Linked DNA regions of Mus musculus: region 1 is linked to region 2. Evidence: chromatin loops called from intact Hi-C (ENCODE). Cell type or tissue: left cerebral cortex. All regions are shown on one strand. Each heading gives the region's core, and the rest is flanking DNA. Links, peaks and the distances in the headings are about the cores only. Region 1 holds the start of Ifit1 (interferon-induced protein with tetratricopeptide repeats 1). Region 2 holds the start of Ifit2 (interferon-induced protein with tetratricopeptide repeats 2).

What was found. A loop is a pair of places that touch in the nucleus more often than their neighbours do. Peaks named below come from ENCODE experiments on the same cell type or tissue, not always from the same donor. Only the 100,000 strongest peaks of a DNase experiment are listed, where the experiment ranks them.
Region 1: it touches region 2 in a loop (7-fold over the local background); 31 of 42 quality-filtered maps call a loop at or near these places.

The regions. Positions count from the first base shown.
Region 1 is chr19:34,629,739-34,646,144 of GRCm38, reverse strand. It overlaps Ifit1 (interferon-induced protein with tetratricopeptide repeats 1), which reads right to left and starts at 5,256. Exons shown (of 2, transcript NM_008331.3): 1 at 5,158-5,256. The coding sequence starts at 5,162. It overlaps Ifit1bl2 (interferon induced protein with tetratricopeptide repeats 1B like 2), which reads left to right and starts at 16,334. Exons shown (of 2, transcript NM_001362130.1): 1 at 16,334-16,406. The coding sequence starts at 16,386. It also overlaps a transcript of Ifit1bl1 not described here. In left cerebral cortex, for the core only: a CTCF peak has its summit at 8,996 (motif pointing right); DNase peaks (open chromatin) are centred at 8,992 and 12,419; H3K4me3 peaks cover 458 bases.
Region 2 is chr19:34,542,269-34,558,674 of GRCm38, reverse strand. Ifit2 (interferon-induced protein with tetratricopeptide repeats 2) reads right to left here and starts at 7,981. Exons shown (of 3, transcript NM_008332.3): 1 at 7,653-7,981. It overlaps Gm31417 (a long non-coding RNA gene), which reads left to right and starts at 13,946. Exons shown (of 3, transcript XR_386665.2): 1 at 13,946-14,129; 2 at 14,684-14,759; 3 at 15,260-15,387. In left cerebral cortex, for the core only: CTCF peaks have their summits at 6,609 (motif pointing right), 7,582, 8,100 and 10,519 (motif pointing left); DNase peaks (open chromatin) are centred at 6,540, 7,626, 8,068 and 10,513; H3K4me3 peaks cover 1,081 bases; H3K27ac peaks cover 1,111 bases.

The DNA.
Region 1 (16,406 bases), core at 4,803-12,802, 86 kb before region 2:
CTCCCACTTACAACCCCACAGGGAGTCTTCTTTATGAAAACTACTTGCTGTGGTCTATGGATATCAGTTTTGAATACTGCAAGACCAGAATGCAGCATCATTGACTCAAAGAAAGCTTGGTGTGACTGACCAAAATTCTAAAAAGTCTCCAAGGCACTCCAACAACAAACATGATTTTGAAAACATAGAATTGGACTCATAATAAACCTAAAACAATCAACACTTTATAGTGCTAGCATGAATAGCCCTTAAAGAGAAAAAGGACATATGTGTCGCAAGAGTCAAAAACCAACATGTATGGCTGAGCCCTTCTGCCTTGGCTGCCATAGCAAAGTGACTCTGAACTCAGTGGCTTACACAACAGAGCCTTGTTTTATCATAACTCAACAAGTTGTAAATCTCAGATCAAATTGCTTGCTTATCTATGTAAAGCTTCATCTAGGAAGCATTTCTTCCTGACTTGCAGAGGGTCACTTTCTTGCTACATCCTCCCACAGTCTGTCCTGTCAGTACCATGAATTGAGAACCTTAGATTTGTTTCCTCCTTATAGGCAAGCCTCCCAGTCCTGTAGCAGGTGCCCTGCCCTTGTGTCTTCAGCAAACTTTAATCTATGTTTATACATTTTTACCTTTCTCTATGTACAATTACTATTCTTGTGGTTGATTTGGAAGGGGACCCAGTTTGAACATTAGTATAGCCAAGTGACTTAGTGACATAATTTCTAAGGTGTAAATCTGATGAAAGCAGTTTCTTTTGGGGATGTTTTAGGAAACATTAAGAGAGTTTAGTCACAGTTTAAGATGGAGAATAAGCTCCCAACAAAACATGGCAAGCAAGCTTTAAATCTTTGCATCTGTCTAAGAGGTCAGGGTTGAAAGAGCTTACTGAGTTAGAGATAATCCTGCAAGCAGCTACAACCAGGTCCTAAGAGAAGAGGCTGCCCAGAGTGTCAGTGTCTTGCTGTCACACTAAGGGAACCGTTTAGAGCAAGATTGAGCCACAAATTGAGTTCCCACTTTTCTCCCTAGGTCTTTTCCTATAGTTGTGGTCTGTTGTGTTTGTTGTGTGTGTTCCAGTGACATGTCTAACTGTGTATAGAGCCTGACATGCTCTCAAGGCAGTTTATCATCTTGGTTTCAGTCCTGGCAAAGGTTCAGTCTCATTAAAGGTAAGAAATATTTTTCAGAAAACAAGATTTAACCATGTGTCAAGGCATTCTACCCGGTACCTGACAAAGGGAGGTGGAAAAAGGAAAATGAGAAGATAACACGTTCTCAGCTAAAGTGGGGACTGAAAGTCTGCAGGTAACTACTTTGAGATGAGGACTTATGGGTTAGAGAAATAAGTACATATCTTATTAAGGTGATACATAGAGAAAGGTTCCTTCCATTTTGGGAATCTTATCATCTTTGGAATAGTTCTGAATGCCATTTCTCCTGGAAAGTCCAACTCTTTTGAAAACCTCACCAATAAGCATGCCCAAATGTGAGCGGAAAAAGATTGACACCAGACTTAACTATACAAAGAGAACAACGAGCAGCCAAGCAAAGACTGGAGAGGAAGACTCCCCCAGGAAAGAGACCAGCCATCGGTTGTCCAACACCAAAGGTTGAGGAAAGAGACCACCCATAGGTTGTCCAACACCAAATGGTGATTCCTGATAGCATATGCACAATTAATATTATAAGGACTTAACAGGTTATAATTAGAAATTTATGTATATGTACATGTGTGTTTGTGTGTGTGTGTGTGTGTGTGTGTGTGTGTGTGTGTGTGTGTGTGTGTGTGTATGAGGTACTTATGCCAAGGCATGCATACAGAGGTCAGAGGACAGCACAACATTAGGCACTGGTCTTCACCTTGTTCATTTGAGGTTGAAAGCCAAGTGCTTTCTCCCTCCTCTCAGTAGTAGCACTAGGATTCAACCCTGGCCCTTATGGTTGTTTGGTGAGCCCTTTACTCACAGAGTCATCGGCCCAGCACCATTTTAAATCTTCAAGGGAAGCAGTTGTGAGGCTCCCCTGACCCCTTGACATGGTATTTCAGAGCTTATGGAGTGTGTTGGGAGATTGGGGACCACAGAAAGAGCATCAGTGGCCATGAATTCTGGAAGTTTGCAGAAAAACACTATCAGTCCTTCCTTCCCTAGGCTTCAAGTAATGGAAGGAAGATGCCCAAAATGTCCTTGATGTGCCAACCTGGAGAAGAGACAGGGAGCATTATTCTTGGCATCGAAGGGTTCCTGAGTGTGGAGAGCTCTTGGTGCCACTTTCTAGGAATTTGACATTGGGCTAGAACAAGGAAATAGGCTCAAGATGGATACAGCTGAGGAAAGTGTTCTTTGTATATTGATGGGTCTTGTTAAGACCCTGAATAAGGTAATCATGGGACCTTTGTCTATGCTTTGTTTGTTCCTTATCTACTCTGTTTATGCTTTGTTTGTTCCTTGACTACTTTGTTTATGCCTTAGGACTGACCATATTCTTTGCATGTCTCTAGAATGGTAAGAAAGCAGACTGGAGAAAAATAAACACACATCAGCTTTAGAACTGGCTGGAGTCAAGTTATAGTGTGTCTAATTGTTTTTTCTTTCTTCAATATTCATTCCCTCCCTCCAGACCCTGTTGACTGAATGAGCTGGCTTGGTCAGCTGAGCCTGTGGCCCAGTGCTCCTTGGGCTTGTGTCCCTCAATTTACTAGTCCATTCCCATTTCCAGAATACTTTTTCTTTTCTAAGGAAATGTTTCTTTTCTCATCATTTGTGTCTGGTCCAATTCACTGATGCTGGACAAAAATATGTGGGTATTTCAACAGTGCCCCTGGAAAAGTTTGACAGTTATTCCTGGACTCTGGACTCTATCTATATAAACGTTTGATAAGCCAAGCTAGATAGAGACAAAAGGGTAAGAAGTTTCTGATCTTTCTCTCTCTGTCTATGTCTATCTGTCTATGTATATCTGTCTGTCTGTCTGTCTGTCTCTCTCTCTCTCTTTCTGTGTGTGTGTGTGTGTGTCCCTCCCTCTCTGTTTTATCTTCTCTCTCTGACTGTCAGTTGGGAGCACATAGGTCCTTGCCTCCTATAAACAGATAAACAGATAAACACTAATAACCTTGTATTTTGTGTTCTCTGTAGAGCCAGAACACATTAACCTCATACAGCAGGACCAGAGATGGCTAATAGCATAGGTAACCTTTGCTTTATTTGTATGGTCCGAGGCTCCCCCAAGCTCACACAACCAGGGATGGAAATGGTAATAGTCCAAATGACCTCCGTACTATCTGTATGACTTACACCATACCAGATTTTTCCCTGGGCCCTTCAGCTAACGTATGAAGCCTATCTCTGGAATTAATCCTCTTGAGAGAAGTCACATGTACTTTGAATTGAGTTTCAGTGTAATTATACCTCATGATACCTCCGTGTACACAGAGGATTGTATTACACCAGGAAACATTTTGCTATATTTTATTGTGCTGAAATATATTTACAACAAACAGTGCCAGGTTAGATTCTAGAAGTTTGAACCGACATTGGCTAAATTATATTCAACCAGATTTCCTTCTTACTTCATAGAGACCATTGCTCTGTTGGCCACAGCATTCTCAGAGACCCCATCATCTGTCTTTCCCTATTTCTGTGTCTGTGTCTGTGTCTGTGTCTGTCTCTCTCTCTCTCACTCTCTCTCTCATAACCAAATTCATAGTTACTCCTTCTTTTCCAGAGCACTTTAAGATGCTGGACAAGCTTCTGTAGGAATAGATTAATCCTGACCCAGGGGCATCAGATTCAATCTGGCTTTACTTTGCTTTCCCTGGCTACAGCATCCCACAGTTGGAATTAGAGATTGTACCTGCACCTTATGGGAAATAAAGATTTTGTCAGGACAGCTCAGAGGACTCTGAAAACTGGACAGCAGTAGCCCAGGAAGGTCTGCCTTGACTGGGAGGCTCACAAGGATCCTTCTGGGCTCTCTGTCTTGAGGTGGAGGTACATGCACCTATGCATAGCATCTGCTCTACCTTACCAAACTTCTTCTTACCTTCTGGACCAATTGACTTCAGAAGGGCAATAGGAGTAGGGGGCCCACAGGCTCAAGGGATCAGAGGTGACCTGATTCCCTAGGTCTCAGAGGTAGGCAGGAGAGCCTTTTTTCTTGTTAGTTATATGCTCTATTCCTCTGAACAGTTGCAAAACACAGATGTTCCATATCTCCATACTCAGGCTCAGGGTGTGATGTAGTGCCCCATGCACCATCTATTAAATCTGGAACCACTGGTTGGTGGTACTGTATCAATCACATTATCTTCCTGGTGATGTGTGGGGCCCTTGACTCAGGTATAGAACTTTTACCCACCATACCCTAAGCCTCAGTTGTGTGCCCACCGAGTCTCTGGGTCTCTACTTGCTCTACCTTATCAAACTTCCTGACATGGCTTTATATAACATATATTCATATATATTTATTCATATATATTTAGTTTCTTGGCCAAAAGGTTTTAATACCTCTTGTCAGAGAGAATAGAATTGACACATTTTTGTTTCTTAATCCTGGGGGGGGGGGGGGCGCGGGGAGGGAGGGAGGGAGAGAGGGAGGGAGGGAGAGAGAGAGAGAGAGAGAGAGGTGTTGCCCTGGCTATTTGTTTAGCCAGCCAGGGATGGGAATGAATGCGCCTGGAACAGAAAGCTTGAACAGCATTTCAAGAGGTCCATTGAGGGATAGGCTGGAAGATTCTGAGGACATGCTGGAACATTCTAAGGACTATGTCCTCAGAAGATCAGAAGGAGCATACTCTAACCTGCTGCTCACTTTTGGAGCACCAAGTGGGCACTGGTGGTCCTTTATTCCATTCCAGAGGGCCTGTTTGGTAATCATCTTTGTTTGTGAGCCGAGCATGCACTAAATTCTCTCCCAGGTACGTCCTACTACATGCTGTGAGACAGCCTTAAAAATCAAAACAAGCTTCCAGTCACACATCCAGCACCAGGCACACAGCTTAGTGGGGGCATTAAGCAAACTCCCTGGACCCTCAGGACAATTAGCATCCTTGTTCCCCATCAGCAGTAGAAAGAGAAGCTAGAGGCACACTCAGAAACAGCCACTAGCAAACGTCTGTGTCCTGGGTTCCCTCAGAGTGGAGAACAGGGAAATCCTTACCCCATGGTTGCTGTAAAGGTGGTAGCTGTTCTCTGGGTTTTCAGCAGAGCAGAACTCCTCAGAAACCTGCCTTGACTCTCTGCTCTCTTGCAGACTGTCACACCAACTGGAAGCTCAGGTTTTTTTTAAAGGGCTGGGTGAGCTAGGGGGTGTGCTCTTTTCAGTCAGCAGTGAGAAACTGAAACTGAGACTGGAAAGTGAAACTGAAGCCTGCAGTTTATCCAGGGAGACGCACTGTGGGGCACTGTGGGGTTTGCCCTACTGCATTCTCCACTGAAATCGATGAGGAGAAGGCTCTGAAACGGATACAGACATGTCGGATCCAGACTGCTGTCCAGAGAGAGAGAGTGAGACATCCCTGCCACCCAGAGACTCTTATCTGTTAGGTAGGGGCTGATGGAGGTGATACAGATAAAATGGAAAGCAGACTGGCATCTTCAGAAGCAGTGTTGTTCTTTCTTCCAAGCAACTGAAGGTCTGCAGTTCCTCCTTGGAAGTGAGACTTTCCCATGTGGCACTAGGGGGTCTTAGGATGGCAAAGGGAAAGTTTGGGACTGGAAGAGTGAGTTCTCATGCATTGTGGAAGTGGAAGAAGATACTAGCTGGTTTGTTGTGTGTCTATCCTTAGCATCTTCCACAGATGTCATTATTCACCTGCATTGACTGGTCCATAGCTTCCCAGCCTATCCGAAGCCTTAGGAATACAGTCTTTATAAACCAGGACAGTTTCCCATTGCCCAGAGAGCTGTAGAGCCATGCTTTGTGTTAACTTCTCCTGAGGTGACTCTAAAGGGTTCTTTCCACCAATCATAGTCATGTTAACAAGAACCAAACATGGAATCCCTAAAGGGTGATGGTTATTCAGAGCCTTGATGCTATCCCACTAATAGCAAGGCTACTAGATGGGTCAGTGGTTAAGAGCACTCACTGCTCTTCTAGAGGTCTTGAGTTCAGTTCCCAGCAACCACATGGTGGCTCACAAGTATCTGTAATAGGATTAAATGCCCTCTTCTGGTGTGTCTGAAGACAACTACAGTGTGTTCATACACGTAAAATAAATACCATTTTAAGGGCTAATAGCAATCTAGGGAACTACAGACAGTGGGGCTCACACTGTTTCAGGTTGAGGTCAAATACTTTAGTCTGTTGTCTTGGTTAACCTGTAATCTCAGCCTTTATTGCTGTCTAGTTCCTTATCCTGACCTTTGATGTCTAGGTCCTCAAATTCAGCTCATCCTTCTCACCTCCATATATTAAAAATATTGAAAGAAGTTAAACATCTAATCCCATCTCCTTGATATAGTGCTAGCCTCTCCTGAGAGTTATCTTTGACCAGGTAGGTACAGCCCTAACCCCCCCCCCCCATCAGCTGACACCAAGACAGGAGTTGGCCCTCTGGTCACTTTCTCCAGTAAAGTTTAATTTTAGAGAACCTAGAGTTATGTGTCAGTCAGATAACTAGGTATATGTTAGAGAGTTAAAGTGTTTGCTATCAAGCCTGACTCCTGGGTTCAGTCCCCTGACTCCGTGCTGGCAGAGAAGAACTAAATCTAGAGTGTTCTAACATGACTTCACACGAATGTCATAACACCACCCCCACAGACACACTAACAAAAACACAGTTACACACATACACACTCACCCATACACATACCGGCTACACACTTCACTGAAATATAATATTAAAACACTTAAAAATGGACAGGGTTGAAAGGATTGTGTTAATAAGGCTCTTAACTCAAAATTGCCTTTTTCTCTTTTGTTTTTCATTTTTTCTTTCTTTTTGTTTGTTTGTTTGCTTGTTTGTTTGTTTTACATTCTGACTGCTGCCCAGTTCCACCATCACACCCTCCATGGCTATTCCTTCTTCCCTGTCTCCTCTGACAAGGGAAGGCCCCTATGTCCCATGGGTACTACCACCCACCCCCACCCCCAGCCCATCAAGTTGCAGCAGGACTCAGAGCTTCCTCTCCCACAGAGGCCAGACAAGGCAGCCCAGCTAGCAAAAAGAGACTGAAAGGGAGTAACAAAGGTAGAGACAGCCCTCGCTCCAACTTTTAGGGGACCCACATGAAGATCATGTGGCACATCTGCTACAAATGTGTATGGGGCCTAGGTCCAGCCCCTGCATGCTCATTGGTTGGTGGTTCTGTCTCTGTGAGCTCCCATGGACCCAGGTTAGTTGACCGTCTTCTTCTTCTTCTTCTTCTTCTTCTTCTTCTTCTTCTTCTTCTTCTTCTTCTTCTTCTTCTTCTTCTTCTTCCTTCTCCTTCTCCTTCTCCTTCTCCTTCTCCTTCTCCTTCTCCTTCTCCTTCTCCTTCTCCTTCTCCTTCTCCTTCTCCTTCTCCTTCTCCTTCTCCTTCTCCTTCTCCTTCTCCTTCTCCTTCTCCTTCTCCTTCTCCTTCTCCTTCTCCTTCTCCTTCTCCTTCTCCTTCTCCTTCTCCTCCTCCTCCTCCTCCTCCTCCTCCTCCTCCTCCTCCTCCTCCTCCTCCTCCTCCTCCTTCTCCTCCTTCACCTCCTCCTCCTCCTTCTTCTTTCCTTTTGGTCTTCTTGTGATAACCTTGATCCCTCCAGCTTGCTCAATCCTTCCCTCACTCTTCCACAGGACTCCCCAAAATCCACCTGATGTTTGGCTGTGTTCTCTGCATCAGTTTCTCTCAGCTGCTGGATGAAGCCTCTCAGGAGACAGTTCTGCTAGGTTCCTGTGTGAAAACATAACAGAGTATCATTAATAGTGTCAGGGATTGGCTCTCTTCCATAGGATGGGTCTTAAATTGGCCCAGACATTGGTTGGCTCTTCCCTTCATCTCTGCTCCATCTCTATTCCTGCACATCTTGTAGGCAGGACACATTTTTTCCCCTGGTTTAGCTAATACTTGTTTAAAAATTTTTATTGGTTATTTTATTTATTTACATTTCAAATGTTATCCCCCTTTCTGGTTTCCCCTCACCGCACTGGCATTCTCCTACGCTGGGGTATCTAACTTTCACAGGAACAGGGCCTTCCCTCTCAATGATTCCAGATAAGGCCATCCTCTGCTACATATGCAACTGGAGTCATGGGTCCCTCCATGGAGGGGGAAAAGCAGGGAGATCAGGTGTGGGAAGAGATGGGGGAAATGTACAGAGAGTCAGAAAATTGAACAGAGGCATATAGCAATGGAGGATGGGGGACTGGGGATAGCTACCAGCATGTCCCAGATGCCAGGAAAGCAAGAGACTCCCAGGCTCCATTGGGGATGACATTAGCTGAAATACCCAACAAAGAGGAGAGAGAACCTGTAGAGACCATATTCTGAGGGTAGGCACAACCCCCAGTTGAGGGATGGGGCCACTCACCCATCTCAAAAATATTAACCCAGAATTGCTCCTGTCTAAAGGAAATACAGGGACAAGGAATGGAGTAGAGACTGAAGGAAAGGACATCCAGAGACTGCCCCACCTGGGGATCCATCCTATATGCAGCTACCAAACCCAGACTCTATTGTTGATGCCAAGAAGTGCTTGCTGACAGGAGCCTGATATAATTGTCTCCTGAGAGGCTCTGCCAGAGCCTTATCAATACAGATGTGGATGCTTACAGCCAGCCATCAGACAGAGCACTGGGGACCCCAGTAGAGGAGTTAGGGAAGGAGTGAAGGAGCTGAAGGGGTTTGCAACCTCATAGAAAGAACAACAATATCAACCAACCAGACACACACCCTCCCAGCCCCCAGAGCTCCCAGGGACTAAGCCAACAACGAAAGATTACACATGGAAGCTGTACACATTTTTGGTTGAAGGATTTGTGGATTTTTAGCGTCTCCCTCTTTCTACTGGAAGTTCCTCCTTACTCCAGGAGGTGGCAGCATCAGCCTCTATATCCCCTGCTGCTAGGAACCTCAGCTGGGGTCACTCCCATAGGCTTCTGGTCCTTCCCTATCCCAAGTCTCAGGCTCTTCCTAGAGATGCCCCACCACCACAGATTTTCCTTCTCTACTCCAGCCCTCTAGCTCTCCCTCCCCACACCTCATCCTCAGCTCGGTTCCCCTCCCCATGCCCTCTCCCAGCCAGCTCCTTTCCTCTATCCACCTCCAATGTCTATTTTATTTTCCCTTCTGAGTGAGATTAAAGCATCCTTCCTTGGGCTCTCCTTGTACTTAGCTTCCTTGGGTCTGTGGATAGTAGCATGTTGTACTTTATGGCTAATATCCACTTACAAGTGAGTTCATACCATTCATGTGTTTCTGGGTCTGGGCTACCTCACTCAGGATGATATTTTTAATTTCCATCTATTTGCCTGCAAATTGCATGATTTTTTTTTTAAATAGCTGAGTGTACTGTGCATTGTGTAAATGCCCTGCATTTTCAGTATCCATTCTTCAGCTGAGGGGCATCTAGGTTGTTTCCAGTTTGGGGCTATTACAAATAAAGCTGCTATGAGCATAGTTGAGCAAGTGTCCTTGTGGTATTTTGGAATGCCTTTAGGTTATATGCCCAAAGTGATAGAGCTGGGTCTTGATGTAGATTCACTCCTAATTATCTGAGAAACTGCCAAAATTATTTCCAAAATGGTTGTACAAGTTCACACTCCCACCAGTAATGGGGGAATGTTTACCTTGCTCCACATCCTAGTCAGCATTAGCTGTCAATTGAGTTTTTGATTTTAGCCATTCCGATGGGTGTATGGTGTATGTAGGTGTGTCACTGTGGGTGTGGGCTTTAAGACCCTCATTCTAGCTGCCTGGAATCCAGTATTCTCCTAGAAGTCTTTGGATGAAGATATACAACTGTCAACTCTGCCTGTAGGATGCCTACCTAGATCCTTCCATGTTCCTATCTTGATGATAATGGATTGAACCTCTGAACCTGTAAGCTAGTTCTAATCAAATGTTTTTCTTTTTAAGACTTGTCTTGGTCATGAGGTCTGCTCACAGAAGTTGGTACCAGGAGTGGGGATATTGCTATGATAAGCCTGACCATGCTTTTGTTTAGAAGAATGTGGATTTGGGGACTTTTGATTTGGAAAGCAGAGGAATGCTTTAAGTGGGGGCTTAATGGGCTATGCTAATAGGAATATGGAAGACTTTGTTACTGAGGGTAATTTGAATTGTGAAGACCTGGCCCTAGAGGTTTCTATGGAGAATTTCAATATGTGGCCTAGAGACAGTTTATGGTATTTTGGTGACAAATGAAGCTACTTTTTACCTTTGTTTGAAGAGTCTGCCTGAGGTTAAGGTGAAGAGACCTAGATTAATTGCCTTAACAAAAGAAGTCTCAGAAACGCCCATCTTATACTTTGTTTCCAGGTTAAGTCTCTTGAAGAGCATTGTGTACAAGCATAACAAGCTGAGAAAGGAAAAATAGAAAATATATGGTTTAAGTATTAAAGGGGCACCAAGAAGTGAAATGGAGTTGAATCCTGTGTTCAAGGATATTAAATTGAATTAAGGAATTAGTGACCTTGGGACAAGAACCCACCAAGCTAAGTTTAGGTCCACACATGGTAGTACAAGCCTTTAATTCCAGGAGGCAAAGACAAGCAGATCTTTGAGTTCAAGGCCAGCCTAGAACAGAGCAAGTTCTAGGTGAAGAAAAACTTAAATCCAGGCTTGATGGACCACACTTTTAGTTCCATTGCTTAGGAGACAGACATGCAGATCTCTGAGTTCAAAGTCAGTCTACGGAGAAAGTTCCAGGACAGGCAAGCTTAGGCAGTGAAGGAGTTGGAAAACATAAAGCTGGTGATAATGTAATAGAACAAGGGGGCTATGTTCCAGCCACATACCTCACATAAAGCACTAATAATAATTTAAGTTTGATGAAAGGATTGGATTTAATAAGACTTTATTCAAATTGGTTTATCTCTTACTTTAAATCTGCCTCTCTTTGAGCAATCGGTGGGTCTTATTTGATACGGCAGCTGTCTAGGACCCTCACGTTCCTGTATCTCCCATAAGATAAGTCTATTGATTCATCACACTGTGCTCATATGGAATTTCTCTGTTGTCAGTGTCTTCCATGTGTGGCAAATAAACACATCTTTCTATTTCCCCAGGAAAAGTGATATAACAGAAGACCAACACTTGGAAGTAAGTTATAAGCAGTATAGATTCTTCCCACTATATCACATAGAATTTGCTTCCTTTGGCTTCTATAAGTCCCTGTGGGGATTTGAATAAAAATGGCTCCCATTGCCGGGCAGTGGGAGCACACGCCTTTAATCCCAGCATTTGGGAGGCAGAGGCAGGTGGATTTCTGAGTTCAAGGCCAGGCTGGTCTACAGAATGAGTTCCAGGACAGCCAGGGCTATACAGAGAAACCTTGTCTCAGGAAAAAAAAAATGGCTCCCATAGGCCCATAGGGAATTGCACTATTAAGATGTACAGCCTTGTTGGAGGAAGTGTGTCACTAAGGGCTCAAGCCTCAGATGCCCAAGCTAGGCTTAGTTGGTGTAAACCTCTGAAACAATAAGCCAGCTCCAGTTAGGTGTTTTCCTTTACAAGAGTTGCTGTAGTCATGATGTCTCTTCACAGCAATAGAAACCCTAACTAAAACAGTCACTATCTACTGGGGTGTTGTTCAACACTGCTTATGCTTTTCAACTCAAAGGATACTGACATGGACATTCATATATCCCACACAGTGCCCGGAAAGCAACTGGCTAGAGATGGCCCCATTTGTTCCCTTCCTTAAGTCTAGCCATCCCTATTTTACTTTTTCAGAAAGTAATTCACAAATCCAGTCCATTGTCAATTGAGAGTGCCAGTACAAATCTCTGATAAACATGCTGACTTTAAATATTATTTATTTAATCTTTTATTTTTACGAGCACATGTGTGTGCCTGCATGAGTTTATGTGTACCACGTGCATGGAGGAGACTAGGGGGACAAGAAGAGGGATTCCTCTGAAGCCAGAGTTACAGATGGTTGTGAGCTACCATATAGGTACTGGAAACTGAGCCAGGTCCTCTGCATAAGCAGTAAGGGCTCTTAAGCACTGTATCACCTCTCTATCCCAAACACACTAACTGCAATCCTTACCATAAAAGTCAAGTTGGACGTTTAACTGGATGTCAGAACCAGTACTTTACATCGTCTGCTTTTTTATTCTGTAGTGATGCCCTGGCCAGAGAGGAAAGACCATGATGTCTCCACTTTGTTTACTAGACTACTGAAACCAGAACCCTAAAACAAAGGGTGCAAAAATTCTTTGGTGGAAGAAGTGAAAGACTAAAAAGCTTTGGTACCGGAGCACCAGAGGAAGAAGTTGCCTCACATGGAGAGATTTCCTGCAGTTGTGTCAAGCTGTTTCACAGTTTGATTTACACAATCTGTTTCCAGGCTTCTGTTTCCTCTTTAATGTAAAATTATAACTCTGCTGCTGGGGAGGGACAAGGAAAGTAGAAGTCTTTCTCTTCCTGACCTGACCAAACTGTAAATAAATAAACCCATCTTCCCTTTCCGGTTTCTGCTTAGTATCTCTTCATTAAAGGAGGCAGTGGACTTCATAGACACAGGTACCTGATAACAGTTTGGACACAGCCATTAGACCAATGCCTGGCTAACTGATGCCTGTGGGTACAATGTAGGGATGTGTCTAGCTGGTTGGCATGTTATTCTGATTGCCTAACTCTCAGGTATCAGTTGCCTTTGAGTGCCTATTGGTATAGAGACAGTAATTTTGGGTTTTAAACCATTCTTTTCTGTGAAAAATCCTCTTAGTTGTTTGGCTTTATCATTTGGACAGTTTCCAATGAACTCTTTAAGTTAAGACCTTGCTATGTTTCAGACCCTACATGCCAAATTGTAAAGACTGTGTACAAACCACTCCTCAGCATGAAGGCTTGGTTGAACCAGAGATGGAGTGTCTGTCACTTAGTTGTCTGACTAGGAACCTCACCTATTTTTGGAGAATGCCCACTTTGATTTTCAGTAGAGCCTAGTGTGTCATCTTGTGTGTTTAAATTTTGGGCTATCCCTATCTCTCGTGTTTGAGGTGTGACACTCACTTGGATTCGCCTTGGGTTGATCTGCAGTACCAGCTGGTATGAGATCATTTATCACCCACACGAGAACTTGAATGAACTTGGGGATTGGCTACCATGATGTACAAACTCAGAAGGCTAAGGTTCTTAGAAAACTTAGGTTTTTGTTTGTTTGTTTCTATTTCAATACACTTAGGAGGAATCTGTATTATAATTTGTGTGCGTATGGGAAATAACTAAACATACTGCATGTTGATGGCCCTTAAAGGAAATTTTAGGTGATTTTTTTTTTTTAATGAGCACATTGACTTAATGCACTACCTGTGTCTATGACTATTGACATGATGAAGGCAGAAATTTTGGTGCCTGAGACAACAGTTCCATTAAAGGTTTATCTACATGAGGGTCCCATGGACTCCAAAGAGCTGAGATATTTATGGTCTGTGCACTCTGTGTGCCTAGCAGCAAGGAGCTTCTGAACAGCAAATACATTGAGTCTTATATCTTTCTTTCTTTTTTTTTCCATTTTTTATTAGGTATTTAGCTCATTTACATTTCCAATGCTATACCAAAAGTCCCCCATAGCCACCCACCCCCACTCCCCTACCCACCCACTCCCCCTTTTTGGCCCTGGCGTTCCCCCGTACTGGGGCATATAAAGTTTGCGTGTCCAATGGGCCTCTCTTTCCAGTGATGGCTGACTAGGCCATCTTTTGATACATATGCTTCTGAGCCAACATATCACACTGTGGTTGCTCTTTTTCTCACTACTCTGCTAAAATGCCTGTCAAAAGCAGCTTAAGGGACAAGGAGTTTATCTCAGCTGACATTCTGAGTGTTCAGAGCATCATGGTAGACTCCTCAGGCACAGTTAGCACAAAGGCTTGGGGATTTATTTTCACAATAAGGAATACGATAATATGCATTATTTCACTAGGGAATATAAAGCCCAGCCAGGATTAATATACATTGTATTTTAAAAGTACACACACTTCTCTTCTCTATTTTGTTTTGAGATATCTTTCAAATATGTTTCAAAAAATAGTTCTTTCTCCAAAGTAAGCTAGCCTTCAAAGAACTGTCTTCACTCTACTGTTGGTTGTAGTGCTGTTTACTAAAGGCAAGATAAGGAGTTAACCCATGTTCTGACAAAGAAAGGTATTTTGTTCCAATACCTCAGCTACACTAATGCCCTTCCCCTCTTAGGCCTTACTTGCCCCCCTGGCTGTACAATGACAAAGCCACTTTGAGCTTCTTAATTACCATTCAGTCCACAGTGCTGTTTGTCCAGCTACTCAGACAGAGTGCAGTGTTTGTACACTTCACATGACCAGAGTTCTCTTCTCCCACAAAAATCCTGAAACACTAATTGACCTTAGGGTGAAGCAAACACTAAGACTTTCAAACAATTCCTCCCAAAGTTGGCCAAAGGAAGGCTTGACACAGCACTTACTCTGCCTACTTCTCAGCTCTGTGCTTTCATCCAAATGAAGGAATAGCCCTTTGGTGACTAACCTGAAGCCCTTTTGAGCCTCATGGTTACAACAGCAAAGTCGTAACTGTAGGTAACAGTCAGTGTTCCTCCTTCTTGCTTCGCTGACCTTTCTCCCTGTTGCAATGGCTTTGAATTCCAATATGCTTTGTTTTCAAGAACAATTTTTTAGTTTTACAGAACAAATACAGACAGAAAATAATTCTCATATACAACCCTGCAAATTACACATCTTCCAGAATTTTCCCTAACAGTGGGGTGTATATGTATGTGTGTGGAGGACAGTGATCAGTGTCAGGTGAGATCCTTAAAAATTTCTTGCCCTTCATCACTGTCATCATTATTGTGTGTATGTATATATGTGTGCGTGTATGTCTCTGTGTGTATCTGTGTGTGTGTGTGTGTGTGTCTGTGAGTCTGTCTGTGTATGTTGTGTGCAAATTGTGTGTGTTGTACTACAGTGCATTTTAGACTATGGGAGGACAGCGTTGTGTAGTGTCTTCCCTTTTGCCTTTATATGGGTTCCCAGGTTTGAACTAAGGTAGCCAGACATGGTTGGCAAGCCTCTTTACTTCACTAATCCATTTTGCTGACCCTCTACCCTAAAGTCTCTTACTGAACTCTTGAGTCCACTCACACAGCTAGGTTGCTGAGCCAGCAAGCTGTATGAATCTGTTTCTTTTCACCTCTTTTTTTTGTTTAAAATAGTTTTATTTTCTAATTTAACTGTGTGCTTGAACATGAAAAATTACCTTATCTTAAACCATATATACTGAATAATTTTGCTTAATATAGAAAACATATTCAGTAGATTGTAGAATAGGTGGGAGGAAAAAGATAAATATTTGGATCAGTTAAAATATTCCAGTTAATTTGATGAGTTACATTTTATACACATTTTCAGGACAGACACAGAGAAATTGACATAAAGGTTAGCTTTTAAAATGTCTCAAACTAGGAAAGTCCTTTTAGTTACTGGGGTCTCTCCTACTTAGAGTGAGCTGATGCAGTCACAACTGTGAGCCACCTTTCCCAGTGTGCTATGAGGGTGCTAAGGAGGGAAGGTCAGGGAGCAAAGTGTTGGAGTCATGACATGGTGAGAGGGCTTATGAGAGACAGTCAACTCGACTTTTATAATAGACTCATTTTCCTGATAAGTAACCAATCCCTTTCATAACTCATAATCCATTAATTCACAAATGGATGAAACCATTCATGAGGGTTCTGCCAATTACATTAGAGACTTTAACGCTGCTATATAATAGGTCTTGCGCGAGCCCAACTGGCCAGGAAGAATGATGCTGTTACAGGATCCTTCTGCACACGTTTATTCAGTCCTGTTTCTTCTTTCTCTATATCTCCCTTGTTTATATCTCCCAAGAATAATAATCCTCTCTCGAATAATAATCCTCCCTCTAACCCGGGCCTCTCACTCTTATATACTCTCAGCCCTCATCCACTCACAGCAGGCCACATCACCTCACCAGGTACACAGCTTCAGCTAATCAGGGCAGCAGGGGCATATCTCCACCAAAATGGATTCACCGGTATACTGGTACACCTGCGTAGCTCTCAAGATGTTTGTGGCTTATATGAGGAAGTCAGGTGCAAGTCATATGACTTAGCTGCAGTCCTTGCCAGCTTCACTTAGGAACTGAGGGTGTGGCAAACTGGTAATCCTTCCATATATAAATACCTTGCTTATCCTAGAATCCCTAGAACACCTTTGATTGAGTTTGGAAGCATCTCTTGGCCTGAATTAAAGTGCTATGGAGCAACTTCTGAGTCCC
Region 2 (16,406 bases), core at 3,662-11,661:
ATGTGTTACCTCACTCAGGATGATGCCCTCCAGGTCCATCCATTTGGCTAGGAATTTCATAAATTCATTCTTTTTAATAGCTGAGTAGTACTCCATTGTGTAGATGTACCACATTTTCTGTATCCATGATACAATTTCCTAAACACATGAAACTCAAGAAAAATGAAGACTGAAGTGTGAACACTATGCCCCTCCTTAGAAGTGGGAACAAAACACCCTTGGAAGGAGTTACAGAGACAAAGTTTGGAGCTGAGATAAAAGGATGGACCATGTAGACACTACCATATCCGGGGATCCATCCCATAATCAGCTTCCAAATGCTGACACCATTGCATACACTAGCAAGATTATGCTGAAAGGACCCTGATATAGCTGTCTCTTGTCAGAGTATGACTGGGCCTAGCAAACATAGAAGTGGATGCTCACAGTCGGCTATTGGATGGATCACATGGCCCCCAATGAAGGAGCTAGAGAAAGTACCAAAGAAGCTAAAGGGATCTGCAACCCTATAGGTGGAACAACATTATGAACTAACCAGTACCCCGGAGCTCTTGACTCTAGCTGCATATGCATCAAAAGATGGCCTAGTCGGCCATCACTGGAAAGAGAGGCCCATTGGACACGCAAACTTTATATGCCCCAGTACAGGGGAACGCCAGGGCCATAAAAGGGGAGTGGGTGGGTAGGGGAGAGGGGGTGGGTGGCTATGGGGGACTTTTGGTATAGCATTGCAAATGTAAATGAGTGAAATACCTAATAAAAAATGGAAAAAAAAAAAGAAGAAAGGAGAGACCTGTGTCACAGACAGGCACAGGAGATCGTAGGGAAGAACCTGTCTCAGCCATCCTTCAAGTACAGGGGCTTCAAATGAGTACTGGCAGACTCATGACCAATACAGCTGCAAATTGACTCCAGACAAAACTCAGGACCTATACAGTTTAGCATATTTCTACCCTTCTTTTTTTCAACTGGTAGCCATATTCTGGAAACAAATTATCTCCATGATACTTCTAACAAACCATTTGATCATGTACTTCACACATCCTTCTATAAAGCATAAACATTTGTTGGCAAAACAGTCTCATATTTTATATTTATATAGGCGATATGTATTTCAATTTTATATAATGTGCAGATATGATTAGTTTGTAAATATTTACAGAAAGGTAAAATTAGTGATTCATTTAAATATCATTTAAAATTACAAGTACTCATATAAGTATATAACATTTAAGTATATATTTTATATGTAAAGTAATATAATTGCCATATGTTAAATAATATATTAGATATTACAAATAAAATGTGTGCACAGTATATATTTCATTTGCTTTCATTATTATTGCTTTAATCCTAGTTTAAGAGTTCATTTTTCAAAATTTCATTAAATTTTATGAGATTTCTTGCTTTCCCAAAGCCTAAAAGATTCCTTGTAGCCTCTCTTGTAATTGTACAATTAGGGCTATTTTCAAGTGTCCCAGCCGTGAAGTAAACTATACCTATTTTCTCTCTGTGTGTCCTTGTACTCTCTGCCTCTGCTTCTTGTCACCCCTGTCACAAGGATTATATGAGATTCAACTGAGAGAAGCCAGGATGGCAATGTTAGCAGGGGCTTCCATGTCAGAGCTCTCTGAAGCCACGAGTCTCTCTATCTCCAAGTTTGTTTACAGACCTGGGAATGGCTGAAATCTCAGCTATTCTTTGACAAGTCATTTTTGTGTCAGGCCAACTCTGCACAGGACTAATCTTGTGACTTTTTCAGCTTAGGAATGACCATTGGAACGGAGAAAGTGAACCAAGCTTTTACTATAGCCACTCCCTGAAAGAATTGTTCTCTCTGGCTAGAATCCTCTGGCAGCACTCACCAGGGCGCTCCCTCCAAGTCTGGTCTGATTCACAAAGGAAAAAGAAACTTAAAGAGCTAGGATGATGCTCAGAATGGGTGCACAGCATCTCTTGTGCCTCACATTTGTGTCACACTCTGCTTCCAGTTTACCCGCCTTGTGAGGAGAAGAATGAGAGGCTCTATAAAGCAAACATAAAAAGAAGGTAAACATGTCCTCATTAGGATAGCAGGGATGGGGATATTATTTCTTTAAAACAACTATGTACTGAAGAAAAAGTACTCAATCTGCAGACAGTGTTTTGTTTTCCTGGGAGACAAATGAGTGAAAGAGAACAGGTGGGTGGGTGTGATACATCATACATATGCAATCCCAGAGTCTGGGGAGGCTGAGACAGGAGGATTGAGAGGTTGTGAGCAGCCAGGCTACATGACAAGACTCTGTTTTAAGGAACAAAAACTAGACTGCCACCAGCAAACTCTAAACCCATGATCAAAAGAAGCTGTTTCAAATAGTTCCCTTAATGTACAGATAATTGCTCCCCCCCCCGTCTTCTTTCTATTTTTTCTGAAAGGCTGAGAATAGGTCTACACACCCATATTTACCTTCTGTCTACTAACCCACCTTTGAGGATTCATCTCTATCCATCCATAAATTCACTAATTGTGTATTCATCAAATCAATATTTATTGAGTTCCAACCGAATTTTAGACAGTTCCCGCGTCTCCAAAGCTCTGATAGTACTTGAAGTGCAAATGAAGATAGGGACACTTTTTGATCTTGGGAAAGAAAATGATATAATTAAGGTTAAATATTTCTAGACGGCAGATAGGAGATAAGGGTGGGATTGAACTCGTACCAGCTAAAGGTCAAACCACAGAGTGTTTCCAACCGATGTGGATAAACAAAGAGAGTCAGTAGTCCTATCCTCAGGCTTCTACATCTTCCAGCCAGTAATCCCATCATAACTCATTGTTGTGGCATATACATGGCTTGTTCTCCAAAACCTCCACCCAGTATTGCCAGCTGTGAAGCTGGTCCTTAAAAGTGTAACTGAATAGCTCCAGTGAAAAGTAATTGTATTCAAACTCCCAAGGCTATCTAGAGGAGATGGGGTTGGGATAGCAGAGAGAATCAGGTGTACAGGGGTGGGGGTGGGGAGGGGGAACCCTCATTGGTTCTTAAGAGAAACAGGTTGGGGCTGGGAGTTTGGGGAGAGCCTTGAACTGCAACGACCAGGAAATTTAGGTGGCTGGGGAGAGGCTAGAAGAGCCCTGTGGTTTTGGTGTCCACCACAGGTGTGTCCATGGGAACCAGATGCCTCATCATCCAGAAGTAAGGGATGATAGGGAAGTGGACCTTTCTGGCAGAAAGAAAACTCCTCACAGCTCCATGGGAGTAATCCACCAGCAGTCCTTCTGTCTCCCTGTCTACCTGTCTAGTCCCAGCTGAGCCCAGGATGTCATCATAGACATAGTCAGGTGGGCCTGCCTTTTGGAGTGCTTGGGAATTTTCTTCAAACCTAACAAAAAGGTCATTGGAACATGAAGGCTCTGACCTATGTAATAGATTAACCAATTGATGGACTCATAACTTCATAGAGTTTCTGCCAATTGGTGGAAACTAGAACCATTCTTAAAGGAAATGGGCCACTGGAGATGGATGTTCTTCTCAGACCCTTCTCTTCCTTTTCCTTACTTCCTGGTAGCCACAGGTGAGCAGTTTCCCCCTGTCACATCCTTCCATTGGGATATTCCTGCCTTGCCACAAGTTTAAATGCAGTGGTACCAGGCAACAGTGGACTGGAGTCTGTACAACCATAAGCCAAAATAAATCCTCTCACCATTCACTCCGCACCACCTTTTTTGGGGGGTGGGGGGAGAGAATACTAACCAGTGAGAATAAGTTGGGGGAATTCCAGGCAATAGATTATCCTCAAAACAAATCCCCCATAAACAGAAAAACCCAAAGCCTTCCGTGTATTTGCTGTGAGCGATATTACCTAGGGCTGTCTGACTCAGCGTCCCTGAGTTGCAGCTCCTTTACCTCTTTTGAACTATTTGCAACCTTTTAAAAGCTACTCCCTAACTCTGAGCCAAGAACTATCTCGTGTCTTACATCTACTGTATTTAATCTCTGATGTATGTGGTTGTTATCTTTTCTTTAGATGTCCGCCAAGAGACTCCAACAGGATAGAGGGCTTGCTTGCATAAGACGGTGTCATTTGCTTCACCCATGGCTCTAGAATTAGCACTAAGTGAGCTGAGCAAGTGTCTACAGGTGTGTCCAACCTTTGACCTGACATTGTCGTCTGTAAAGCTCTTGGTTCAGAACTACACTGTCAACTTACAACCAGAGAAGCCAAAAAAAAAAAAAAAAAAAAAAGCCCCACCATTTAACAATGCACTGTTCCAGAGTGGTACAAATGCTGACCAAACTTACACAATTCCAACAATAACTACCCTCTTAATGTACCTAAAGGGCCTGGAGCAATGGCTTCACAATGAAAACCACTGGCTGCTCTTCCAGAGGATCTAGGTTCAATTCCTACTGCCCTCATGGCAGCTCACAATTGTCTATAGCTCCAGTCCCAGGGGATCTGGCACCCTTCTCTGGCCCCTGAGGGCATTAGGTGTGCACACAATGCATAGACATACATTAAGATAAAAAACTTGTACACAGAAAATAATAATTTTAAAAAGATGTACCAGAAGTACCTTTTCTACCTTACAAGTATGGGGTAATTTCAATCTGCCCAGAACCAACATGTTTATAAAATTCTTTATAGCCAAAGCCACTTCAGCTCAACATACTGTACAAATGAACAGGGTGGAGTCAAGAGCTCATGCTCTGACCTGTAGTGCCATCACTGTTTCCTGTAGTCACAATGAAATCTCTGCACACTGCAGACAGCCTTTATTTGAAGCATCTGACATACCTAGGCATAAAATCAAGTCAACCGGTAGCCCTGGAGCTGAGAGAGCAAGTAAGATGAACATTTGGGAAAACATCTATACTTTAAAGGAGTCTAGCGTTACAGGAATAACTCCCACAATGTGACAGCCAGATCAGCAGAAATGAAAGTGGATTGTTAGCTTTCTAATTCCCAGACTTCTTTATTACTGCTATGTGATAGTGTGGAAAGAGAAACAGAAACTTAAAGGAATTTTGTCTCATGTGCTTGTAGGAGCTGCCTAGGCAGTTTCTGCAAGGCTCTTGTTTCATTGCTTAGATTATCAGACGTTTTAAGTCCACAGGGTAGGCAGTAAGGCTGACAAAATGGGGAGAGTAAGGACAGCCTGGTATGTCTCTAGACTAGAACCCAGGGCAGCTCCTACGGCCCCCAACATCTCCTGCAAAGCTGAACCTTCATCATGGAGCTAAGCACATACCTGGACCAGAGTGTGGAGATGTTAAAGGACCCAGAGGAATGAGAGGCAGTTACAGGTCTGCTGCATCAGGGAGGGGAGCAGGGAGAGGAACACAATGTGCTAGAAACTACAGAAATGCTTGCTCCCTGCTTCCTAGCGTAAAGGTAAAAATGGCTACTTCTTTTTCACACTGCAAATCGAAGGGCATTCCGGGGAAGCACTGAGATTAGCCAGATTGACACATGTGCCCCAGCTGTGCTTCTGTTCTAACCCAGGCACTGCCCTGTGAGCCTTGCAAGTGCCTTCCAACACAGAATGCCTTTCGAATGTGAAACGGATGTTGAGTAATACAATACATACTTTATTTCTGGAAGGATGGCCAAAGAAATAACGCCAACATTGTCCTCTAATAATAGCAGCAGCTGTCAACAAATCAAATCCTTCTGCATCTATGAGTGATCTCAGAGAGAAAACGCCATGAAACTGCATCTTAGCAGTGCCCATCTCTCTCTCTCTCTCTCTCTCTCTCTCTCTCTCTCTCTCTCTCTCTCTCTCATCTGAGCCTGCTGCCCATCTTTTTGTTCCTTGTCAAGACTCAAAAATCTCTTTACCCGATTTCAGTTATCAGTAAGCAGGATTACTTGTTAAACCCATGGAACAAGATTGAAAATCTTAAGGGACAGACATCAGTCAAAAGCATTTTTCAAAACAAGTAAATAAATACCCTTCATATCAGAATCATGATACTATAAAAATGCATCTTGCGCTTTTCAGACATCAGGTACAGAAGGCTGTCTTTGATTGGTGTGTTCCTTTTTCAGAATTGAGCAGGGTAGAGATGTAAACATCTCCCTTTGTAGAAGCACACAAAGTTCCCTCGAGTGCCATAGACAAAGTCTGTCATTGCACCTCTCCATCAAGGTCATTTGTCTCCTCTAGCTATCCCCAGATGATTGACAATGGTGATATCCTCATATATTTATCATTTTCTTCTGAGCATTAAAAACTGAGTTTACCATGTTCTCTAGCACAAGCAACTGACAGCAGCAAGTATACAGATATTCTTCTAGAAGAATGCAAGACCAGAGACAGCCCTTTACTTTAGAACCGTTTTCATTGTTAAATTAAAGTACATCTCAAAGGAAAACTACTGAACTCTTTTAAACAGCGGCAAAGCAAACAACCATGTGTGTCCCTGCTTTAGCAGTCACGAGTAGTTACTAGCCCTCATGTTTCAAGCATCCCAGGAATTTGAACCATGGCCATCATGATGTTCTGGACCCTGTTAAGGGCCAAATAATAAATATTTTCTCTGGCTTTGTGAGCAACTAGTCCAGTCTGCTGTTGCAGCGTAAGAGAGCACCTGATCCAATAAAACTTCATTTATAGAAGCAAATAGCAAGCTGGCCTCCGGGTGGCAGTTTGTTAACCCTTGTTCTATGACCCTGTGTATTTTTCATGCTCAGAGTATCTTGATGGTCCTATCTCCTCCTGCATGGTCTTTTCAGCCACTGCCTTACTCTTTTGAATAGCACACTTCTCAGGGTGCCAACGTGTTCTAATTTTTCCTTCTGTTGTCTCGGAGTCTTTGTTAACATTTTACTGAAGTATAAGTGTGATTCAGGCGCATGGCCTCCTGAGCAGTTGCTGTCCTGATGCTATTTACACTGCTTGCTTTCAGCACTCCCAAATACTTTCCTCATGAGGACACAAATACCTCATTGTGCCTTCTTCATCTCTGAACTGCACCCTAATTTGAGATTCCCAGTCCCTACTTCTAACGTTTACCTCTCTTCTTCCTTTACCAACATTTAAATCCAGAAAATATTTTAGAAAGAAGAAAGAAAGAAAGAAAGAAAGAAAGAAAGAAAGAAAGAAAGAAAGAAGGAAGGAAGGAAGGAAGGAAGGAAGGAAGGAAGGAAGAAAGAAAGAAAGAAAGAAAGAAAGAAAGAAAGAAAGAAGAGAGAGAGAGAGAGAGAGAGAGAGAGAGAGAGAGAGAGAGAAGGGGGGCAGGGAGAGGGCGAGGGAGGGGGAGGGGGGGGAAGAAAGAAATTCATTGTGTCCACTCTATCTCCACAGAGAGGAATTCCTACATCAGCTGTCATTTTAAAACACCAAACCTGAGGAACACAGGGAGGTTGGGGAGGGGGAGAGACCATTACACAATAACATGTTAATAGACTTACAGAGTTGAGAGGTTGTGGGACATTAAAAAGGTTTCTGTAATTTCTGGTGCATTCCTTCTCAAATAAACAACCGGAAGTAAAAAAAAAAAAAAGCTGTTTTTGAAAGCCTTTGAGTGAGCTGAGGGTGGGTTCTGGATAAAAGAGTGACTAGATATATAGCTTAGGACCCAGAGTCCACCACGCGCCCCTAGTGGACAGCCCAGGAAAACAAAAGTTGCGTCCACCCACATTTAAGAGCGACGACCACCTACCTCTAAGTCTCATCTTGGTGCATCTTGCTGATGGGTAAAAAAGCATTAACTGCAGAAGGCCAGAACTTGCTTTTCGGCAGAATGGACGCTGGCGAAGGGTGCGTGGCCAATGACTCCTGACTGCCGGGTGCCGGATGTAACCCCTACCCACACTTGGTGCTTTGAGGGATCTACTACTAGACAGGGCTACTCATTAAAAATATCTTGCTTCACTCTCTTTCCTACATATTTGCAGCGTTAGTCGGGTGTGGCTGGAATACCTTAGTCCTTTGGGGGACTCCCCGCTGTTTCCTAAAGTGAGCTCCATCTCGCTGGGTCCCCACATCACTAAGGGCGGGAAACTGCACTCACCCAGGCAACCTGGCTCGACTACAGCTCCCAGGGAGCTTTGTTTTGGGGTGGTACTCCATCTTAGCGCTGCTTCCTCCCACTGTGTCCTGCTATTGTCGCCAGAGGGTGCCCTTCTCCGCCGCTTTTAGCTTTATTATCCCTAGATGCTAAATTTGAGAGTTTGCAGCAGAAATACTTCCGGAATTGGGAGAGAGACGGTTTTATCCATTCTTCCAGGAAGCTCCCATGAATTTTCCAGCCTCTGGGTCTTGGTGCTCCAGCCCAGCTCTAGCATAGAATTCTCCTTGCACAATGCAAGACCAGACAGGATCCTTTTCTGTCCTTTCCTATTTTTAATGTTTACTGATGTTGCTAACTGAAGCGGATTAATTCGCAGACTGTAATATTCTGGACAGCAGAGATAATACCTAGTTGATTCTTAGAGGATGGTTCACTCATTTCCAGTTTCCTAATAGTCCATCTTAGTGAGGGACATGATCCTGAATTGAATTCCTGGATTTAAATTGAAATTGAGACTCAACTGGCTTAGGGGAGATGACTTCAGGGGCTTATATCACTTGACTTTAAGCCCTAGGATCTGAGCTGGGATGGGATTTTAATCCCAGGGAAAGTAAAAATCGACTCCTGCAAGTGGTCCTCTGACCTCCGTGTGGCACCCTTGATAAATGGATGGATGGATGATAGATAGATAGATAGATAGATAGATATAGATCCAGATAGATGGATAGAATGAAAGATAATGACATTCAAAGTCCTTTAAAAGAAAGTGAGGTTCCAAGGCTAGGATGTAGCTCAGTGACAGAGCTCTTGCCCATGACACTGGCTTCTGTCCCTAGGACTGAAAGGAGATAGGGGATGGGGAAAGGAAGAGTTTTAGCAGTGAACTGTCATTCTAAGGATCCATCATACCCCTCCCTGTTGCCTGGTGGTTAAACACTTCGGTCTTGTCAATTTAGTTTCTCTTCTAAATTGAGTCCCCCCCCCTCCCCCTCCCCCTCCCCCTCCCTCTCCTCCTCCTTCTCTTCACAGGCGATGAGACATTTTAATCTAATAGTGGTACTTAACACTACACAGGGAGTCACAGCTCCCAGAGGATCCCTAAAGGCCAAAGGAAGATCCAGAAATATCTAGAGTTGCTGGTCCCCTGCCTGTGGGAACAGGGGTCAGAAGGTGGCAAAGCAGGGGCCTTCCTGTCACTCATAGATCCAGTCCTGTGCACAACTCTTGAAGTCCACCAGCTCCTTGGGCTGAAACCACAAGCTGGGCTCTCTACAGAACCATTCTTACCAACTTGGATGCAAAAGTCTCCTCGGATGGTCACAGGCTTAGAGTGAGTGGGGTTGGTCTCTGTTAGCATCACCGAGACTGTCTTCACAACATTCAGTCCCTCCCAGACCACAGCACACATGACCAACGGTGAGTGTACCTTCATTACCATCAGGCCTGGTGGGCTCCAGCGGGAGCTTGTGGGAGAGATCATCAATCAATTTGAACAGAAGGGATTCCTCCTGTTGGTATGAAATTTGTGCGGGCTTTGGAGAACCTTCTCAAAGAGCGCAGCGTTGACTCGAAGGACCAGGACCGTCATTTCTTTGTAGGATATTTCTACAGGACCCCTTTCCTGGCAGGCAAACACAATGCTGCTCGTCTTATAAGTACAATTGTATTTATTGTCCCACTCTGACCCCCAAGCCATTCTTTATGGTTTTAAGAGAGGAATGTAATCACCGTACTGTGGGGAGAGATTCAGCTTCTTGTCAAGGGTTCTTAAAAAGCTTTTCCCAGCCGGGCTTGGTGGCACACGCCTTTAATCCCAGCACTCGGGAGGCAGAGGAAGGCAGATTTCTGAGTTCGAGGCCAGCCTGGTCTACAAAGTGAGTGCCAGGACAGCCAGGGCTACACAGAGAAACCCTGTCTCGAAAAACAAAAGCAAACAAACAAACAAAAACAAAAACAAAACAAAACAAAAAAAGCAAAAAAGCTTTTTCCTTGCTAGACTGTGTGACTCATAGGGAGATAGTTTAACGTGAGTGATCTAAGAAGACTCTCACTGAGTCAAGAGGGGCGGGAACTAGTAGGGATATAAGGCTAATGAGAGCAGAAGTAATAACATAAGAAGATAGGTCAGAGGAAAGTCTAAATGAAACTGAGGGCAGTGAAATATGGGGAGAATATGTTCAAAGTACAGTGATTCGTTCATGAAAATCGCCTTATGTCGCCCTGTATAATCCTTTTTAATTAAAATAAATTTACTCAGTAGAGAATATATAGCAATATATAAAGCAAGAAGAAAAAAAATCCAAAGTCAAGACAAAAATAAAAGCACACGAGAGTGAGAATGACCAGCCTTGGAACAAGGTCAATCAGATGCATAACTAGAGGCCAAGAAGTAAAAGATGAGGCCAGGGTATGTAGCTCAGTGGTTAGGAGCTAGGGTGGCTCTTCCTGAGGAGCTGCTTTCAATTCTCAGTTCCCACAAGGTGGCTTCACTTCCAGGGACTCTGGCGCCCTCTTCTGGCCTCTGTGGGTACAAAGCGCTCATATGAATCACAGACATAACATATTGGCAAAACGCATACACAGAATAATAATTTAAGGCCGGGTGTGGTGGCGCCCACCTTTAATACCAGCACTTGGGAGGCAGAGGCAGGCGGATTTCTGAGTTTGAGGCCAGCCTGGCCTACAGAGTGAGTTCCAGGACAGCCAGGGCTATACAGAGAAACCCTGTCTCAAAAAACCAAATAAATAAATAAACAAATAAACAAACAAACAAACAAATAAAAGGCGAAATCAGGTGAGATTAGATAATGAGTGACCCCCCAAACTTCTAAAATATATCAAAGTAGGAGATTCAAGCCATAACCAGGAGAAACTCAAAAATGTTTAGTTACCAGGTTTATCAATAGGAAAGCCTTCTTTCCCCCTCCCCCACCCAAACACACCATTTAATCTGTCTTCACCCCCCCCACACACACCACCACTCCAGAGATACTGTTCTTTAGAGCTAAGGTCTAGGTAGGCCCCTAACATTCATGAGTTACAGCCAGGTCTGGTGTTCCTGTTTCCCACTTACAGTACTGCGGACATTGTGGAGGATGATTGAGAAGGAGCCAAGGGGAAATTAAGGTGGTTTTTGTTTTGTTTTGTTTTGTTTTTTTTTTTTTTTTGGCCCTGACATTCTGCTGTTTGTTTTGTTCACAAAGAACAGTTCCAGGAAAAAAAGAATGAGGGGTGTTATGAAACAATGCGAAGCACTTACTGGCTGTTCCCACCTGTACCTTCTCTACCAACAGTAACATATTCATGTGCCTTACCTTGGCTCAATGACTGTGACTGTACCTCTCTATAGTTAGTGGCTTGGCAATTTTGTGTTGGTCCCTTCCTAAAACGTAATTGTGAAATGAGAAGAAATCCTAGACTCCAATTTATTAGGCTACCTGATGAAATATGATCAAAGGGTTTACAATTGCTTTAATGGAATTTACTGGAATGGTGATGGAAATATGTTTAGTATTTGAAATTAAGATGCTGTATTTTTTAATTGTATTATTACAATGTTTCTTAGACAGTCCTCATCTGAGAACCTACTATTGTATAGATCTCTCTGAACAAGGCTTGACTCTTACATAAGCCCCAAAGATGTCAGTCTGCTAGTCTGTGGACCACTCTGCCAAGATTTGTTCAACCCATGGCCCAGGCAGCCATGAATGTGGTTCAACCCAACATCATGACTTACTTAAAACACAAGGTGTGTGTGTGTGTGTGTGTGTGTGTGTGAGAGAGAGAGAGAGAGAGAGAGAGAGAGAGAGAGAGAGAGAGAGAGGCACACAGAGACAGAGACAGAAAGAGATGACCAGAGAGAGACTTTGATTTTCATAACTTGATTATATTGTTCTGGAATGATAACTTTGTGAATGATGTCATGTTTCAGTGTCAAACATTTGTGCTCCTCAGTTAGTCTCATGATATTAAAAGAATGGAGATATGATGAAGGTATGAAGAAACCCAGGCATACTTGGAAAAATTTGAGATCCAAACAGGGAAAACAATTATTGAAATTCCATGATCATCATAGGGATGGATGGGAGTGGTGTGCAAGCACATAAGTGTATGTCTTAGCGGTGGGAGATCTTAGCGGGTGCCAAAAGGAAATGGAGAGGCAGCGAGAACAGCTTGACCACTGAGTCCAAGCCTATGTGGAGACCAGCGGGGAAAGGATTGTCAGAGGTCCCTGAGCACTTGACACATAACTCAGTGCTCATGAAGTCCTTTGCAGCTGTCAGATGGTATGCTCTGAGTTGGATTTCAGAAACAGTTGGTGCAGTGGTATGTATACTAAATGAGAGAGTGATTAATAATGCTTGCCCACAGACACTACAATAGCCTCAGACCTTAAAAAACAGACAAGCAAACAAACAAACAAAAAACCTTACAGACCTGTGAACTCTCATTCCTCTCAAAACAATCATCTGATGCATCTAGCTAAGCAAGCAGGAACTGGGTAAGAGAACTTCAGAATTGGGAAAGGCTTAGGGAGTGGGAAGCAAGACACCCCATGCACACCTGTTTCCCCGGGCTGCACGTTGACTTCAGTGCTCCTGAGATGGAGAATCAGAGAAACCGTGCAGGGGGTCATTGAGAGCAGAATAACCTGACAGAGTATGAGATCAGCATCCGGTTCTATCGGGGTGAGGTGGAGAGCTCTAAAACAGGGTAGCAGAGAAGAGGGGTGGGTGTTTCCTGTGGCTGCAACGCAACAAGTTCAGCCTGTTCAACGTAAAGGAGCATCGCGGGCACAAGTTAGAACAAGGAAGAAACGAATAAGCTTGTTCTGTTGTGTGCTTTGGGGAATTCTGTAAGTTCTTGGAAAGACTGGACCTACTGCGTAGGATCATCCAACTGACCTAGCAGCCTACAGTTGGGAGGAAGTGAACTCCTCTTTCACACCCCCAGGGCTCATGGGGACCCTGTAGGAGAAGCTGAATCTGCTTCCGGGGGCCATAATCCTTTCACCCTTTCCCTTACAAAAGTCTCAAGGATTTGGCCCAGTCTCTGCCCTCACTCTGATTCCTCATCTATAACAAAATGTACACTACAGACCAAAACCCAATAGGACACTTCTTTGTGTCTTCTCTGGTTGTGTTTGCTTCTACACCATGGATTGTTCTTCAGAACACTCAGAGAAAAGTTGCTGTTGCTTTGAACTTATAATGAGCTTACAGAATGAAACACTGTTTGAACTTAATATTAACATCCTTCTCTGACTCCCTTTTTGTGTAACATTCTATCTAGGAGGTAATTTTCTAAGAAATTTTGTCCATAAAAAGGCCAGAGAAAAGAAATACACTGTTGACTTGGGGGGCTCTGTCCCATCCATCTATCCACCAAATGTATACATTATGTATATGTCTGTTTGTCTATGTGTAACTATACATGAGCACTTGTGGAGTAGATGAAACAGGTGGTCAGGCCAAGCCAGAATGTATGTATATATGAATGTGTATGTGCCTGTGCACATTGTCTATATAGATGAATTTCTTTCTTTCCTTTTCTCTTCTCTCTGGTTCATAAATAGTTAAGAGCTCAAGAGCCTCTCACCAGCAAGGGGCTCCTGGGTATCAGAGAAAGAAGCCCTAGCAATTAATCCTTTACTTAATCCTCCACTGCTAAACATCATGTGTTAATTCTCCAGATTTAGCACTTATTAAAGCACAAATAATAAGAGAGTTTCAGAGTAAGAGACCAGTATATATTTAAGCATAAAGAGTTAAGTCTTCAGAGCTTACTTAAGCACAGAACAACAAGAGTTAAGTTTTGAGCACAGCACAGTAAGAGTTAAGTCTTCAGCACTTATTTAAGCATGGAACAATAAGAGAGTTAAGTCTCTGGGATTTAATAAAGCATAGAGATTTACAAAGTACAGAGAGATAAAGAGGAAAGAAGCCAGTGAGTCAGCGATTTTCAGCTAGAATAAGCAAGAGAGTGTTAAGTCTCCAGAAGCCATCAGCTTCCAGTCCCCAGTACAGTTAGAGAGAGTTAAAAGGCAGAAGATGATCGGTCTTTTGGCCTTCGTTCAATGCTGTGGTCCGCTTCAGCTCTGGTCCCTTAAGTCCGGGCAGGTTTCCGGTAAGTAGGTAAAGTGTTTGCTGTGCTGACAAGAGGACTTGAGTTCAGATCTCCAGTACTCAGGTAAAAGGCTGTACATGTGTCTGGAGGACAGGGGAGTGTTGGAGATAGTAGAACCCTGGAACGCATTGGATAGCTCGCCTAGTCAATTCAGTGGGAGACTTGTCTCAAAAACTAAAGTGGAGAGAGACTGAGGAAGACACTTGGCACTGACTGCTGGGCTCTACATACAGACACATGACAGATATATCCACACAGACATACATGTGTGAATATACATATTGCACACACACATACATACACACATACACACATATATGAATGGATGGATGGATGGGTGGGTGGATGAATGAATGAATTAATTAAAAGGACAAACATTTCCACATTCATAAAGGCTAACGTTGCCACAGGGGTTTTGGAGGCTGCCCATGATGGCACTCTAGCCACCTTCCTCCTCGGTGTCCACCACCTGTGCCAGTGATTTTACAAACCGAGAGCAGCAGAAGGCTCTGCATCCTATATCCTGAACTGTGGGTTGACTTCTTTGCTTTCAGGGCCTGATCAGTTTCCTTCTTCATTATGACAAAATGAATCACGGTCTGCTGACAGCTAAATTTTGAGAAAGAACAGGTAAATTGAAATGGAAACCACAGGAATAAACCCTGACTTATTACAAGGATAGACTGCCAAAACATACCAGGAAGTGAATTACAGCGCAATGATTTTCACACGTTTGCTCAAGCCCATGCCTTTTAAAGTGGCTTTACTGTGATACAAACCACATGCCCAAAACCTTATCCTTTCTAGTGGGTTTTCATTGTCTAAGAAGCATGGTTTAATCATCCCATTATCTACTTAATTTAATTCCACACTATTCTCATCACTGTCCCAGCAAATCCATCCTACTGGTAGCCAATCCCCATCCCATTCTTATCCTCATCTCGGTAAGCAGTAATCTGCCCTCTGTATCCATGGATCCACCTTTTCTGGACATTTCACAGAGACGAGTCAGGCAATATGTGGGTTTCTCAAGGGTCATCTGGAGTGTAGCAGGGGTCATTGCTTTATTCTGTTTCTACGGCCAATGATCTACTATGTGGATATATTGTATGCAATTTCCTGTTCATTAGGTGATGAGTATTTGAGTAGTTTCCAAGCCTGGCTACTTCAGACATTCATCAGGGCTCCAGGAATGAGTCTCTTGTGGAATCTGTGGGACAAATATACTTGGGATTGCCTCAAGTGGTAGGTGACAAAGGTAAGAAACGCAGGTGCTATATACTCTGTTCAAGTCACCTATCAGCAATGGTCCCCTTAGAGGCAGCATCTAAACCCAGTAACTTTAACAAAGTAAATGACTCCAGATGACCTGTGTCGGGCATTTTCTCTGCATCAGGCCTCTGTTGCATAAGAAGAACCCAGCCCAGGAAGTGCTACTGGAATCAATATATTCAGCAAAACCTGTTATAAGTGATTGACAGAATTCTAGTTGTCACACATATGTCTGGGAATAGTAATTCTGAGAATGATCATCCCTGATTTGTACAAATTAGAAAGTTTAAAGTACTTAATAATTTGACATGGGCAGAATTACATTACAATAAAAAAGTGTTAAAAACTTAAAAAAATATAGGCTAAATATAGTACCTAAATAATGGCTATAAACATAATTTCCACTTTTTCTTTTTAGATACTTTTTCTTTTTTGTTTGTTTGTTTGGTTTTTTGAGACAGGGTTTCTCTGTGTAGCCCTGGCTCTCCTGGAACTCACTCTGTAGACCAGGCTGGCCTCTAACTCAGAAATCCGCCTGCCTCTGTCTCCCACGTCCTGGGATTAAAGGCATGCACCACCACTGCCTGGCTCCAAATAGTATTCTTAGAACTGGGTATAAATTGCTTTGTATCTCAGAAATCCATACAAATCAAGTGACTTAATTAGTCAGAGTAAATCAAGAAAACCTCATACTCATATAGTTACAATCCTAAGAAATAAGACACAGGATTGTATACACAAAATGTTCTGTTATTGTAAAACTTAAGTAATTACATGCTCAAATTGGTCTGGACCCGACACACACAAACACTGGTTTCCAGATATTTTTCTCTTATGGGCAAGCTTCTTGTATATTGTTTTTGTTTCAATACTTTTCTATCATTATTCAATTAATCTGGCTCACATATGGGATGACACATGTTCCATATGTAATTAAATGGTAGTAACTCTTAGGAACAGGACACCCCCCCCCACCAAGTTCTCAGCACAGAGATTTATTTGCCC